3 separate regions of the Homo sapiens genome follow, and regions 2 and 3 are each linked to region 1. A link is a contact called in ENCODE Hi-C or POLR2A ChIA-PET data. All regions are on one chromosome and are shown on one strand. The core of a region is the stretch at or near the end of the contact, and the rest is flanking DNA. Distances in the headings are between cores, read along the strand shown.

Region 1 (4,636 bases), core at 814-3,313:
CTGCTTTACAAAATAACAACCTTGCATACATAGGTGGTAAGAAAAGCAAGGAAATGACTACCACAAAAATCAGGGTAGTGGATACCTCAAGACAGGAGAAGGGAGGTACGTCTAGAAGGTAAACAAAGGAGGGACGTCTGGGCTGGCCATGTTCCATTTCTTGATGGAGGGTATTCACTTTGTAATTATTCATTGTACTATACACTTATGCCTTCTGTTTGCATATTCTATTTCATAATTTTTAAAGGTTTAAAAAAAAGAAAATAATAACCTCTCTTCATTGAGAAAATAATACTTTGCTGTAGGTTTCAGCCCTAGGTATTGCAACATTACCATCATCCTCAGTTGATGTTCTTGTTCCTCCCATAGATTTTTATTCTGGAAGAAGAAGAGGAGGGTAGTATTTTTTTTTTTTTTTTTAAGACAGAGTCTCACTCTGTCACCCAAGGCTGGAGGCCAGTGGCACGATGTCGACTCACTGCAATCTCTGCCTCCTGGATTCAAGAGATTCTCTGCCTCAGCCTCCCGAATAGCTGGGATTACAAGTGCCCGCCACCACGCCTGGCTAATTTTTGTATTTCTAGTAGAGATGGGGTTTCACCACTCTGGCCACGCTAGTCTTGAACTCCTAACCTCAAGTGATCTGCCCACCTCGGCTTCACAAAGTGCTGGGATTACAGGCATGAGCCGCTGTGCCTGGCTAGGAGGGTGGATTTTTGAAGAGCCACAGGTAGACTGCTGTTAATACTCCTGTATAGATAACATACCAGGGAATGTTTTAATACAGGAATATGCTTGAGATATATACACACAAACATAATACACACACACACACACACACGTAATTTTTTTTTTTTTTTTTTTAGAGAGAGACAGGGTCTTACTATGTTGCCCAGGCTGGTCTCAAACTCCTGGCCTCAAGCAATCCTCCCGCCTGGCCTCCCAAAACGCTGGGATTATAGGTGTGAGCTACTGCATCCAGGCTTTTGGGGTATATTTCAAAGAGTCCAATTACTCTTGAGTCAGAACTCAGTGAAGCTCTACAAGATACCAAAATGTTCTCCAAGGGGTACGCAGCATTCGCAAATCAGAGTCATCAGATGCAAAGAAAGGGAATACAAATGGGCTTATGAAATCATTGGAAAAAATACACAATTTTTCAGGAAATATTAAGAACTCAGTTCCTCCTCCAATTCAGGGCATAGCAGAGCCTCAGGGCCTCTATGTGAAGAAAATCCCTCCTGTGTTTGGCATCTGAGTGACTCACCCAGAAAACCATCCACTGCGTGCAGCAAAGAGGAAATGAATCATGGAAGCTTCTGACCTTTGCACTTGTCATCTCTGCACAGGGAAACCACCCACAGACAGTCTCAGCAGAACTGGAGTCAGGGCAGTCAAACAAAGCACACACAGAAATGATGCAAATTCACTGGCAGGGAAGAGCAAGAGAATCAGGGCAAGAGAACGCAGCTCAGGGGTTGCAAATACAGGATAAACATTGGTTTTGTGATACAGAAAACTTAGCAGTTGAAACGGCATTGAGGATGATTTGGCAGTGCCCACTGACCTGTTGTTTTAAGCAGGAATCTGAACCCTTACCCTGCTGGCTGGGGGTGGGAGTGGAGTGGAATGGCATGGAAGAAAACAATGACCTTTGAATCTCCATCTTATATTTGGTATTTGGAGAATTTGCTTGGCTTGCGTTAGAGGAAGTAGGCCAAACTAATGCCAGTATGAGAGTTGGAATGGATTTGATAGAGTCACATTTAAGAAGATGAAAGCCAACGACTGCATTTTGAAAAGGCCATGAGTTCACAATAACTGGTCCAGGAGTACTAACACAATCTGAAGAATTATCTACAGCCATAGTCCAATACTTCACGTTGTGATTTGTTTTAAACAAAATCAGAATGCCTTTAAAATGCTAATTTGGAAGATAACTATAGTTCATCCTAAAACATGTACAGAGTAGAAAGCAAACACCTAGCGAGGACAGAAGGGCAAACCTCAAACTGCCTACATTACTGAATACAAGTGCATCAGGACTGTACGCTGAGATGCGATTGCTCTCAGCTTGTCTGCTCACCCATCAATGATGAGGGGGATAAGTGACTACCTACTGAGTTGCAGAGTTCAAAGGCATTTCCCTTCACCCCAAGGTGAGTTTTAAATGCAATTTCCCTTCTCACATGGGTCTACAAAGTACAGCTTCCTAAATACCTTTTTTAAAAAGAATATACCATCCCTCAAAAAACATCACCCAGGCCTTTGCCCTCAGGATAAACTTGGCAAGGAAACCTTGTCCTTACTAGTTAGAAGACTGGGAATTAGGCACTCGTATGCCACACAGTTTAATACGGAGCTCTCTCCTGTGCTTGATAACTCAGGCTGATAGAAGACATTGGATATTGGATGGTGTTCTGGTCACAGCTCAAGAAGGAAGATTTGGGGCTGATCTTAGAAACTTCCCTGTCCCTTCCATCCCACTTCTCACTCTGGCTACCTTCATCTTCTCTCTTCTTACCCACTTCAACATCACTTTACTTTAGAGAAAGGAGATTAGTCATTTCCAAGTAGAGAGGCAGCATTTATTGCCCTGCACCCTGTAGTTGCCCTTAGCATTTACCAACGGAAATGGAAGTGATTCAGTCTTCTCTCACATCACAGAACTATAGTGTGATCCTTTGCACACCGTTAAGTGATTTACATACAAGTGGTACCAGGGAGTGCTAGTATTCTCTTTCCACTCCCTTATGAAGTTCCATCCCCACTTCTATCAGTATATGCAACTAATGAACTAGTATATTTCTGCAATAATAATAATTTTTAAAACAGCTATCATAAATTTGATATTTACCATATGCCAGGTACACTGCTAATTTTTTTTTACAAACATTAATCCTTTTAATCTTCATAGTAACCATATTAGATTGGTGCTATTTTCATCCCCACTTCAGATGGGAAATGATGAGTTTAGGGGATTGTGTAACTTGCCCAAAATCAAGCCAAAAGGTAAAGGAGCCAGGATTTAAGCCCAGAGCTGTTCACCTCCAGAATCTGAGCTCTCAGCCACCACACTATAGGCCCTAGGAGGCTGAGGGCAGGAAAAGAAGCAACTGAATTCTATTTGTTGCTACAGTGATTCTGGTCACCTTTTCTTTATGTAATCATAGCAGGCAGTAGACGGGAAACATAATGAAGTCTTATTTCCAAGAGGACATCTCAGCTGTCATCTATGAATTTTCGATATTTCTTTCTTATGTATAAGAAATGAGAAAGGAAGAAAGACAGCAGCAGAAGCCCTAGAAGTTTGTAGCCTTATTTCCCTATTCCTGGATAATGGGGAATTTGACCTTTCTGAAAAGATGGTCTTTCAAGCTTGACCAATAAAAGCCCCATCAGAAACACCTCATCAAGCACACATAGAAAGGGGCCAATTGGGTTCAACTTCTCATTGGGAATTCATCGTCTGACCTTCTGTTGGGAACAACATTTACGATAAGATAAATCACACTCTCATCTTCTCCCACCATTTTGAACCGGAACTAACCTATCAACAATTTAGTGAGCATCTGTCATGTGCATTGAGACTATCACGATTACTTTGTAGCAATCACAGAAAAATTAGACAGTCTGTCTTTAATTAGTGCATGTTCCCCATAGCTTGGCATTTAGTAGCTAGTTTATTGCAGATGTACAGTACAATTGGTTTCTGGTTCAGGACCTCATTATGTTCAAGACAATACATACACATATATACATATTTATTTTTTAAATCAGCAGCTTAGAGATTCGAGATTTCTTTACGTTAATCAAAGTTCTGACTCTGGGAATAGAAAAAGACAACCCAACTTTTAGATTTCAAATGAATGTCACGGTTGTTAGAAATTTTCTAGGAAAACTAAAATCTTTAGGAAAAGAGAAATGAATTGTATTGATTCTCTTTTGCTGATTTAGTGGGTGTTTGTTTGTTTTTGACGGAGTCTCGCTCTGTCGCCCAGGCTGGAGTGCAGTGGCGCAATCTCTGCTCACTGCAACCTCCATCTCCTGGGTTCAAGTGGTTTTCCTGCCTCAGCCTCCAGAGTAGCTGGGACTACAGGAATGTGCCACCACGCTCGGCTAATTTTTTGTATTTTTAGTAGAGACAGGGTTTCACCGTGTTAGCCAGGATGGTCTTGATCTCCTGACCTCATGATCCACCCGTCTCGGCCTCCCAAAGTGCTGGGATTACAGGCATGAGCCACCACTCCCGGCCTCGCTGATTTAGTTTTAAACCCCATAGTGTAACAGGAAGAACTATCTTCAAGGATTCAGGTTTTGAAACTAGATCTAGTTCATATCCTGGTTCCTACACTTACTAGCTAGCTATAAGTTGAGCAAGTTATTTAAGCCCTCTAAGCATCCATCTCCATCTATAAAATGGGTTGTATGAACCGAATGAATCTTCTGTCTAAAGCACTATCACAGTGCCTGGCATAGAGTAAGAGTTCCATACACGCAGCTTACAAACAAAAAAAAAAGAGGGAAGGAAGGAAGGGAGGGAGGGAGGGAGGGAAAAATCCTCATTGTATTCTTCCAGTTACCAATTTGCAAACTACAGATGCCAAAGACAGGCTGGCCTACATGAGATAAGACC
Region 2 (4,636 bases), core at 646-3,145, 120 kb before region 1:
GACTTGAGAACTTCTGACTTTGTAGACACTCTCAGTATTCGAGGCCTTGTACCAAAAATTAGTGAGAGCTTTTTAGCCAGCTACCTGCTTAGGGTACTAGGACAGTAGTGTTGGTTTGTTCTATTTGATTCAGGTACTTCTCAACAGTAAGAGAAAACTTTTTTTTAACACAGGACCTGATGAGAAAAATGAGACAATATATAAGGAAATACAACCTCCTATGATAAATGAATTGAATCCATATACCTTACTTATTGTAAGCAAAAATACGTATGGTAAAATATAAATAATCACAGGTTTAAATGTCCTCCTCTCTAGAACATTGGTAAAGCCCTTAACCAGGACCACTTGGGAGAGAAACTCTGTCCTTATCTGAGTCCAAATCTGCATCTTATTTTATAGTTTTCATCCATGAAGGTCTTTTTTGGCTGTTTCCTGTTGTCAGTGCTAATATGCTCATTGTAAAGAACTTTGAGTTTTTATGTCTACAATTACTCAAAGTCCAATGCCTAATACACAGGTTTTCTTCCATTTAAGTCATCAACTATATTTCTAGTATTGTTCCAGTCTCTGCTCGTAATTGCTTTTGTACGAGCCTGTATAACCAAAGAAACTTCTAAAGATACAGTCCTCTTATATGACCACTTTCAAATGGAACTGTTCCGCTCAAAGCTTCAGATCTTTCCTCAGGTGAGGCAGAGAGAGAAATCACTTCTAAATTGAGCATTTAGCCTTCATTACTATATTCCCTATATCACAATGTACTGTAAATGGTTCACTTATCTTGCATTTATCCCAAGGTACTATAAATTTATGTTTAATTATTTGATTGTTTATCTCTACCATGAGTTATAATAAGTCTAGGAGGACAGGGAGCATCTGTATTGTCTATTGCTGAATCACCTATACCTAACTTGATGCCTGGCTCACATAAATGTTTCATAAATATTTGTTGAATTGAAGAATGGACGGATGGATAATTGTTCCCTGCTTTTCCACAGAATATTTCCTACAAAGTTACTATCCACCCTTGAGGCCCCAGAGAACAGACAGGGTAGCACATTCATTTGTGTGTGTCCTCAGTACTGAGACCAAGGGCTGACACAGAGTAGTTGTATAATGAATGTTTGATGAATGACTGAATAACCTAAGGCAGAGTTCACTAAGCCATATGATTCATTGCCTTGTTGTTCAATACCTTCCACAAAAGAGTTGCCTAAGCTTGTATATAATCTGAATCAAATCAGAGGATTCAGCAGAAATTCTCTGAACTTGAATAGTCTGGCTTGTGAAACAGCTGAATATCTAAACATTCCCAAGTTCCCAAATTGTATGTAGACTAAATAATTTGCAACCAGGAATTGTCCTTGTTAGGGAGATTAGTGCTGAGAATATCCCAATTTGTACACTACTAAGTCCAAGAAACAAATTACATGTCTATTTGCCAGAGCCATGGTTTCTGTATGGCATCATCTCAGATGAGTCAGGACCAAAGAGGTCATCAGTATCAGAAATGCAGTGACTGATTTCCTGCACCGTTGAAGGCTGAGAAATAGGATTTGGGAATTGAGCTTTATAGTCCAAATATTCCTTCCATCACCTTACCCCCCCATAAATGCATGCACTCAATTGAAGTCAGATTACTCAGGCTGACTATAAAAGGCAAGATTTTCCTGTTTCCATTTTCAAATATAAAATAGCCACCTATAGGAAATAAAACATGATTCACAGTTAGGTAAATACTCTATTGTTAGTGAGTCAATAAACATGAATCAGTCGTATACTTATAAAGACAACCTGAAAGAATTTGAGGCATAGGATAACAAAATAAAAATTAGAGCTAACATCTGTTGAACATTTTGCTGTTCACCAAACATTGCACTAACAATATGGAATATATGACAGTTAATTTTAGGTATCCACTAGACTGGGTTGGGAATACCCAGGTAGCGAGCAAAACATTATTCCCGGGTGTGTCTGTGACGGTGCTTCTGGAAGAGATAAGCATTTGAATCAGTAGACTTAGTAATCAGCAGACTTCCATCCAGGCTCTGCACCGACTAGATGATGATCACCCACATCCTCTGGATAAAAAGCCAGAGGGAGAGTCAATTCATTCTCTTCTGGGTTGGGGATAGCCATCTTGTCCTGCCCTCAGACGTCGGAACTCCAGGTTCTCAGGCCTTCAGCCTTGGACTGAGAGTTGCACCGTTGGCTCCCCTGTTCCCAGGCCTTTGGACTCAGACAGAATTACACTACCAGCTTCTCTGGTTCTCCAGCTTGCAGACAGCATATCAGGATTTCTCAGCCTCTATAATCACATGATCCAATTCCCTTAATAAATTCCCTCTTATATCTATATATATCCTATTGGTTCTCTTTCTCTGGAGATCTCTGACTAATACAGAATATATCTTTTAAATCTCCATACTAACCCAAGAGGTAAAGTCTATTATTATCACCATTTTATAAATAAGAAAACTGACATCCATAGAAGTCAAATAATTTTCCCCAGATGACACATTATATAAAAGAGGGGCCAGGATTTAATCCCAGAAAGATAAAAAGGTAAAAATCTAAGCCAATCATTTAACATCTGAGTCAAGAAGCAGAGAAAAATCAGTGAACACCTTTAAAAGTTCTTTTGGGGTTAAGGGAGTCTGGCATACAAGTAGGATTTCCACTTCTATGCAGTTCAGACAGGAAAGGAGATGGTCCCAAAGTGGTAGGTGTGGCTGGGAATACAACCAATTTGAATCAAAAGGAGGAAAGAAAATCAGTTCCAGATCCAGAATACTATGTGTCTCTCCCAAGGCCTATTCCCCTCCCACAAAAAAATTGTCCAATTTTTAAAATTTTCTCTTAAGGGTCACATCTATAAAACAAATCACTGGAGGCTCAGAATAGGTACTTTTTACAAATATTATTAGCTCCTGAATATAGGTATCTTACTTACTACTCTTAATACATTTTGAAACCATGAGAATCACTAAATAAAGGCAGATCTTTTACCCATGATTCACCTACTAATCCAAAGCATCCAGCTAAATAGAATTCCCATTATTTCCAATAACACTGCTCTGCTCAGAAAGCAAGAGGCCTAATCATAATCTACTCTCCGGTAGCCTCCAACAGGTGAAATGTGTTCAACAGTCCCCAGCCTTCAGGAGGGCAATTCAGTGTGCACGTAGATACAGCCAATAGCATCTGTTATCTGTTCCATCAAGCTTGCCCAAGGGGTGGTGTTCAGGAACTCAAACCACGTTTTTCCCCTGCTCTCACGTCGACAGCATAACAATCAACACAGAAGACTTCTGTGACCCCAAAACATGTGAAGATTTCTCCCCACTAGCAAACAAGGAATCCATTCTGCAGCAGACAACAGCTCGGTGTCCTCCAATTCGATTCCGGCTTTATCTGCTTGCAGACAGCGTCAGATCCCACAAGTAGAGGGCTCAATCATGAAAACTGGCCCCTGCTTCAGCCACCAGCCACAAGCCCAGGCCCTCAGAAATTTGACTGACCAGCTTTAAGTTGGGGTTTCCATGACCCACCTCTTTGGGCTCAATTAATTTCATGGGATGGCTCACAGAATTCAGGGAAACATGTTTACTGGTTTACTATAGAGGATATCACAAAAGATACAGATGAAGAGATAAAGGGAGTGAGGTATGGAGGAAGGGGCACAGAGCTCCTCAAGGTACACCAGGAACCTCCTCATGATCAGCTATCAGGAAGCTCCCCAAATCCAGTCCTCCTGAGCCTTTTATGCAGACTCCACTGGATAGGCATGATTGAAACATAGAAAACCATGTAGAAATGTGATTGGACAAAAAAGATGTGATCTAAACCCAGCGAGGCCCGTCTGTTCAGATTCTTCTTGGCCTCTCTGTGCAGGCTTCCTTCCTCTAGGGTATGAGTCAGGACCCTCTCTGGAATATAAGTTCTTATGACCCACAAGTAGATTGAGTCCTGCCTTGGGCAAGTGGAAGGAGAAGGTCAGAGAGTGATTCTGTTTCCTGCGGCCTGCACCTGAGACCTAAAGTGCCCCATCATTATAACAAAGGACTATAAAAGGGCTAATGGAAGCTATAAGCCAGGAAACCATGACATTCATATATATAAACCATATATATGTTTTCATTCATATATATAAACCATATATGTTTTCATTCATATATATAATGTTTTCATTTATATATAAACATATATGTTTTCATCCATATATAAATATATATTTGTTATATATATGTTATAAAATATCACAGGTGACACAAAGTAATGTACCTGCAATTTTTTCTTTGGTCCTTAACTGCTCTGAGGAACTAGTGTAGCCCTGATTTTCCTATGGGAATTGTGTATTGGGCACAGGTGAAACAATTACAAGTAGCAATGCTTCTAGATGTCCCTTGTAATAGCAGACCAATAAGCATTCCTCATAGAGTTGGGTCACGACTCAGACCCAGCTCTGATGTCTCAACTTCAATCTGCACAGAAGCTTCCCAGCACAATTCTAATGGGCAGACTAGGTTTCTGTAGTCCATAGACAAAGGCAGGAGGTAAAGTGGGAACCTGGATCTAGAAAGCCAAGGACAAAAAGACCAAAGCAAGTACAGAAACTGGAGTAAATAAGTTA
Region 3 (4,636 bases), core at 1,214-3,713, 70 kb before region 1:
CACTCTCTGTCTCCCTTATCATGCCTTATTTTTTTCTCCATTGCATGTCTAATCATCTGACATATGACATATTTACTTGTTTGTTTTTTATCTGGCTTCTCTCACTAGAACATAAGCCCCACGAGAGCAAACATTTTCCATTTGCTTCCTGCCTTAGTGCTAGCACATTGGGGAATAAATGGATAGTTTCATTCTGAGGATGGAATGATTCAGTCTGTCTACAGCAGTGTATTAGTTTCTTAGGGTTGCCATAATAAAGCACCACTAACTGGGTGGCTTAAACAGCAGAAATGGATTGTCTCACAGTTCTAGAGGCCAGAAGTCCAAGGTGTCAACAAGACTGATTCCTTCTGAGGGCTGTGAGGGAGAATCTTCCACACATCTCTTCTAGCTTCTGGTGGTTTGCCGGCAATCTTTTGTGCTCTGGATTTGCAGACACATCACCCCAATCTCTGCCTTCATCTTTACTTGGCACTATCCCTGTGTGTTTGTCTGTCTCTATGTCCAAATTTCCTCTTTTTTTAAGAAGACAATTATATTGGATTAAAGCCAGTCCTAATGACATCATTTTAACTTGATCATCCATAAAGACCTGCTATGGTTTGGATATTGCTTGTCCCCATGTAGAAATTTGATCCCCAATATGGTGGTGTTGGGAGGTGGGACTTAGCGGCAGGTGTTTGGGTAAGGAGGGTCAGATCCCTCATGAATGAATGGCGTGGTGCCATTCTTGAGGTAGTCAGTAAGTTCTCACACTCTTGAGACTGGATTAGTTCTCTGTAGAATGAATTCATTCCCACAGGAGTAGCTTGTTAAAAAGAGTTTGGTTTCCCCAGTTTTTCTCTCTTGCTCCCTTTCTTGCCATGTAACCTCTTTGCATGCGCCTACCCTTCTGCTTTCCACCATGAGTGGAAGCAGCACAAAACCCCTAACCAGTAGCAGAGCAGATGCCAGTGCTTTGCCCCTTGAACTTCCCAGCCTATAGAACTGTGAGCTAAAGAAATCTATTTTCTTTATAAACCACTCAGTCTTAGGTATTCTGTTATAGCAATACAAACAGACTAAGACAATCCTATTTCCAAATAAAGCCACAGCCCCTGGGAATCAGGACTTCAACATTTTGGGGGTGTACACAATTCAACCCATAGCAAGCAGATAGCACAGTGCCTGGCACTCTGTTGGCACTCAACTATTAGCTCTTCTCATTTGTTCATGCAATGGGATCATTATCTCACAGAGAAAATTAATTGGGTCTGGCATGACAGGTTCTCGCAAGTCACTATGACATAAACTTACTCTGAGGAGACATTAACCAAATTTGCTACCCATCTCATGCCTTTGACTCTGAATAACAACCAACAGGGAGGAGGAGCCACAATGAAATCAAAGTCTTCGCAATCATTGCATTCTTACCCATTATTTTATAGCCAAGAAAGAAGAGCTCAAAAGGTAATTACTTATCCAAGGTTAAAGCAAAAGCAGAACTAGAACCTCGGCTTTCTCACTCCTGGATCCTTTCTTCCTTTATATAAATCTATCTATATATATTTAAAATTATCATGATGGACACATTTTAAAATGGGCTGATTATAGAAATAGGTAGTTCATAGATTAGTCTGAATGATTAACACCAAATAGAAAAAAAAATAACTAGAAAAATAAATCTCCAAATCAAGAACCAAAAGAAAAATAAATAAATAAATTGAGATATTTTTGGCCAAAATAAACTACTGCATTTCATCAAATCTAAGATTCCATCTATTATAAGACACACCATTATTTTAGCTACCAAAAAAGAAAAAACAGTACTACTGATCAATGCATGGCCTATATCTATGATAAGAAAGAATTTGCCTCCCAAATTTTGAGGTGTTAAAGTATGAAAATGTATGAGTCTCAAAAGCTACAAAACACGGTAAAATTACTCCTTAGAAATTGGGCCAAATCTTTCATTTATATAAAGCGTCTTTCCCAGACTGGCTAATGATAATGCTGCTGATAGAAGAACAGGTAAAACAGATTTTGAAACACACAGCTATATTAATCAAGACCCCCCCTTAAGCAATTGAAGACAGTCAGATATTCTCCTAATGTTTCTACCAAACCAAACATGTGTTTTGTACCTCCAGGGACAAGAAGAAACCAGCAGGAGAGAACATTTGGATCAAAGAGATGAGAGTGGAGAAGAGAGGAACACAGAGTGATTCTCTGCCAAAGCAAACATATATAGGCAGAGGGAAGTGAGGGAATGACATTTCCTTAGTAGATTCTCTAAAGTAAAAATACAAAGAATTCATCTGGAGCTGAAACAACAGCTGTAGGGTCTTGATGAGCCCCATGTGAGGGCGAGGAACCTGTGAAGTTTGCTTTCACTGTCTCTATCCTGGCAGAAGACCAGAGCTGCCTCTGGCTGGTATTTACAAAGAACTGGTGAGGAGCCAGCTGGCTGCTGGAGGCATGTTTCCGTATCATTCCTCACATGCAAAATGCTCTGCAGCTGGAAAAGAGTCACAATGGCTGCAGCCAATCAAGCCTAGGCAATATGTCCAGCCTTTCCTCCCTTTGTCCCCTCAACCCCTTCCTCAAGAGAACACAATTGGCAAAAATCCAGCAGTGTCCAATGAGGAAGGGACTGAGGAGGCCATGGGAGGATGGTTAAGCTAGCAGAGACAACTTGCTGTGATTGTCATTCACTAAATATTTACTCAACATCTACTATGTTCTGGGTCCTTGGGATACTGATAAACAAGACAGCATGTATATTCTGGTATTTTTGATTTGGAAAAATTTTGTGCCCTTGGCTCTTCACATCAACTTCCAGTGGTGAGGGAAGGAAATTGCCACTGCTTGTCCCTTTGTTCAGTCTCTTCAACGGGTTCACATTCTCCCACCTGCTCTCAGGAACAGCCATGGGAATACTGGCTCGGCAAGGCAACTCAGGAAATCTAACAGCCCTGCTAAGCGAAGAATTTAGTATTTCATCATAAACTTGAAAAATCTAGGAGTGCCTCATAGGAGAAAAAGGAAGGAGGAAAGAGGGACGTGATTGAGATTAACAAGAAACAGTATGGCCTCAGCCTCCAACCATGTGCTGAATAAGTTAGTGCAATTATCTTGGGAGGGTAAACACTGATGGCCATTCAAGCTGACAGTGGGAGCCGGACAGTTGACATTTACAACAATGCTCAATGCAAATCAAGGCACTTGCCCCAGAAATGGAATTTCATAGATTTATTCTTTGAAAGGCCATTTCTTTCACTAGTCTGGGTCAGCAGTTAAGCTGAAAGAGAAATATTTCTATCATTTGGCAAATTTTTTTCCAAAGCATCTAGTTGATTAGGCAAGAGAGGCCTTTAAAAAGTCTGATTTCTTGTGTGGTTGTCAGGCAAACAGAATGAGAAAATATCAAACAGCAATCCCATTTCCAGAAATGATTAAAACAAATATTTCCTCTGAAGTCCCTGGTGCTCTGCGTGGTGATGGGGGACCTCACAGCCCAGGTGTTCTGGAGCCGTTCCAGCCCTGCAAATATCATTTTAACATGCTCCCATAACTCTCAAGTCTTCACCTTGAATAAGCTAAACTTTCCATGCCCCTGCTGCCTGCTGTTCCACAGAAATTGATTAAAACCCAGAGCTGTCATTCACAAGTTGGGTGACCTTGAAAAGTCAGAAAGCCTCAAGCAAAGCCTCAGCACTTTGTAACTGCTGTTCCCTTCACCTATATAGTGGTGACCCCCACAACCATCTGCTACTCTCAGATGCATGAACCTATTTATTTGCCTCACAGCACTCAAAATAATACTTGAAATTATCTCACTATGGGTTTGCTTATTTATCACAGTCAGCTTCCTGAGCACAGAGACAATACCTGCTTTATGTATCTCTGAATCCTTGGCGCTTAAAATGATTCCTAGCACCTAGTAGATGCTCAATAAATATCTGTTAAATAAATAAAAATCATTCCAATTATTTGAGCCAAAGTTTTATGATAATAATAATAAAAGTTAACACCTATCTGGTAGGGTTGTTTTAAAGATCAGGTGAGATCATGTTAACAAAAGCAGAGCCCAACACATTAACAGGTACTCAAGATATATTAATTTAAATACACACACACACACACACACACACACACACACACACACAGAGTCATGTGCTGCATAACAATGTTTTGGTCAGTGACAGACTACATATATGGCAGTGGTCCCGTAAGATTTAATGGGCCATGCACAGTGGGTCATTCTTGTAATCCCAACACTTTGGGAGGCTGAGGCAAGAGGATTCCTTGAGGCCAGGAATTCCAGACCAGCCTGGGCAACATAGCAAGACCCTGTTTCTACAAAAAATTAAAAAATTATCCAGGTGTGGTGGCACATGCCTGTAGTCCTATCTACTCAGGAGGCTAAGGCAGGATCGCTTGAGCCCAGGAATTCAAAGTTAAAATGAGCTATGATTGTGTACTGCACTCCAGCCTGGGCAAGAGATTGAGAGCCTGTCTCAAATTAAAAATTTTAAAAATAAAAATAAAGATTATAATGGAGTTGAAAATTTTCTATTGCCTAGTGATATCACAGCACAACTTATTATTCATGTGTTTGTGATGATGCTGCTATAAACAAACCTATTGCACTGCC

What was found. A loop is a pair of places that touch in the nucleus more often than their neighbours do. ChIA-PET counts read pairs that join two places held with the same protein, here RNA polymerase II (POLR2A). Pooled maps may share reads with other maps.
Region 2: a map of PC-3 shows a loop between it and region 1 (14-fold over the local background). The contact joins two enhancer-like sites. A Hi-C loop is called at or near these places in 7 of 168 maps with a recorded cell type or tissue (Calu3, IMR-90, MCF 10A and 4 more) and 2 of 50 pooled maps. POLR2A ChIA-PET finds 5 or more read pairs at or near these places in 6 of 52 experiments (A549, CD4-positive, alpha-beta T cell, HEK293 and 2 more).
Region 3: a pooled map shows a loop between it and region 1 (3-fold over the local background). The contact joins two enhancer-like sites. A Hi-C loop is called at or near these places in 3 of 168 maps with a recorded cell type or tissue (B cell, HepG2 and PC-9), 3 of 37 single-sample maps with no recorded cell type and 19 of 50 pooled maps. POLR2A ChIA-PET finds 5 or more read pairs at or near these places in 5 of 52 experiments (A673, OCI-LY7, PC-3 and 2 more).

The regions. Positions count from the first base shown.
Region 1 is chr12:75,976,793-75,981,428 of GRCh38, forward strand. No RefSeq gene overlaps it. Among named protein-coding and RNA genes, the nearest start is that of PHLDA1-AS1, 51 kb to the right of the region's middle. RefSeq lists enhancers at 682-1,881, 1,210-1,379, 1,256-1,400, 1,410-1,459 and a cis regulatory region at 1,321-1,334. Within about 2 kb of position 2,064, at least 25 of the 41 ENCODE cell types and tissues checked have a DNase peak (open chromatin) inside an H3K27ac peak, as active enhancers do; they include PC-3, Panc1, endothelial cell of umbilical vein and 1 more, where a contact is called at or near this core.
Region 2 is chr12:75,861,641-75,866,276 of GRCh38, forward strand. No RefSeq gene overlaps it. Among named protein-coding and RNA genes, the nearest start is that of PHLDA1-AS1, 170 kb to the right of the region's middle. RefSeq lists a silencer at 1,369-1,663. Within about 2 kb of position 1,896, at least 6 of the 41 ENCODE cell types and tissues checked have a DNase peak (open chromatin) inside an H3K27ac peak, as active enhancers do; they include PC-3, Panc1, endothelial cell of umbilical vein and 1 more, where a contact is called at or near this core.
Region 3 is chr12:75,906,848-75,911,483 of GRCh38, forward strand. No RefSeq gene overlaps it. Among named protein-coding and RNA genes, the nearest start is that of PHLDA1-AS1, 120 kb to the right of the region's middle. Within about 2 kb of position 2,464, at least 17 of the 41 ENCODE cell types and tissues checked have a DNase peak (open chromatin) inside an H3K27ac peak, as active enhancers do.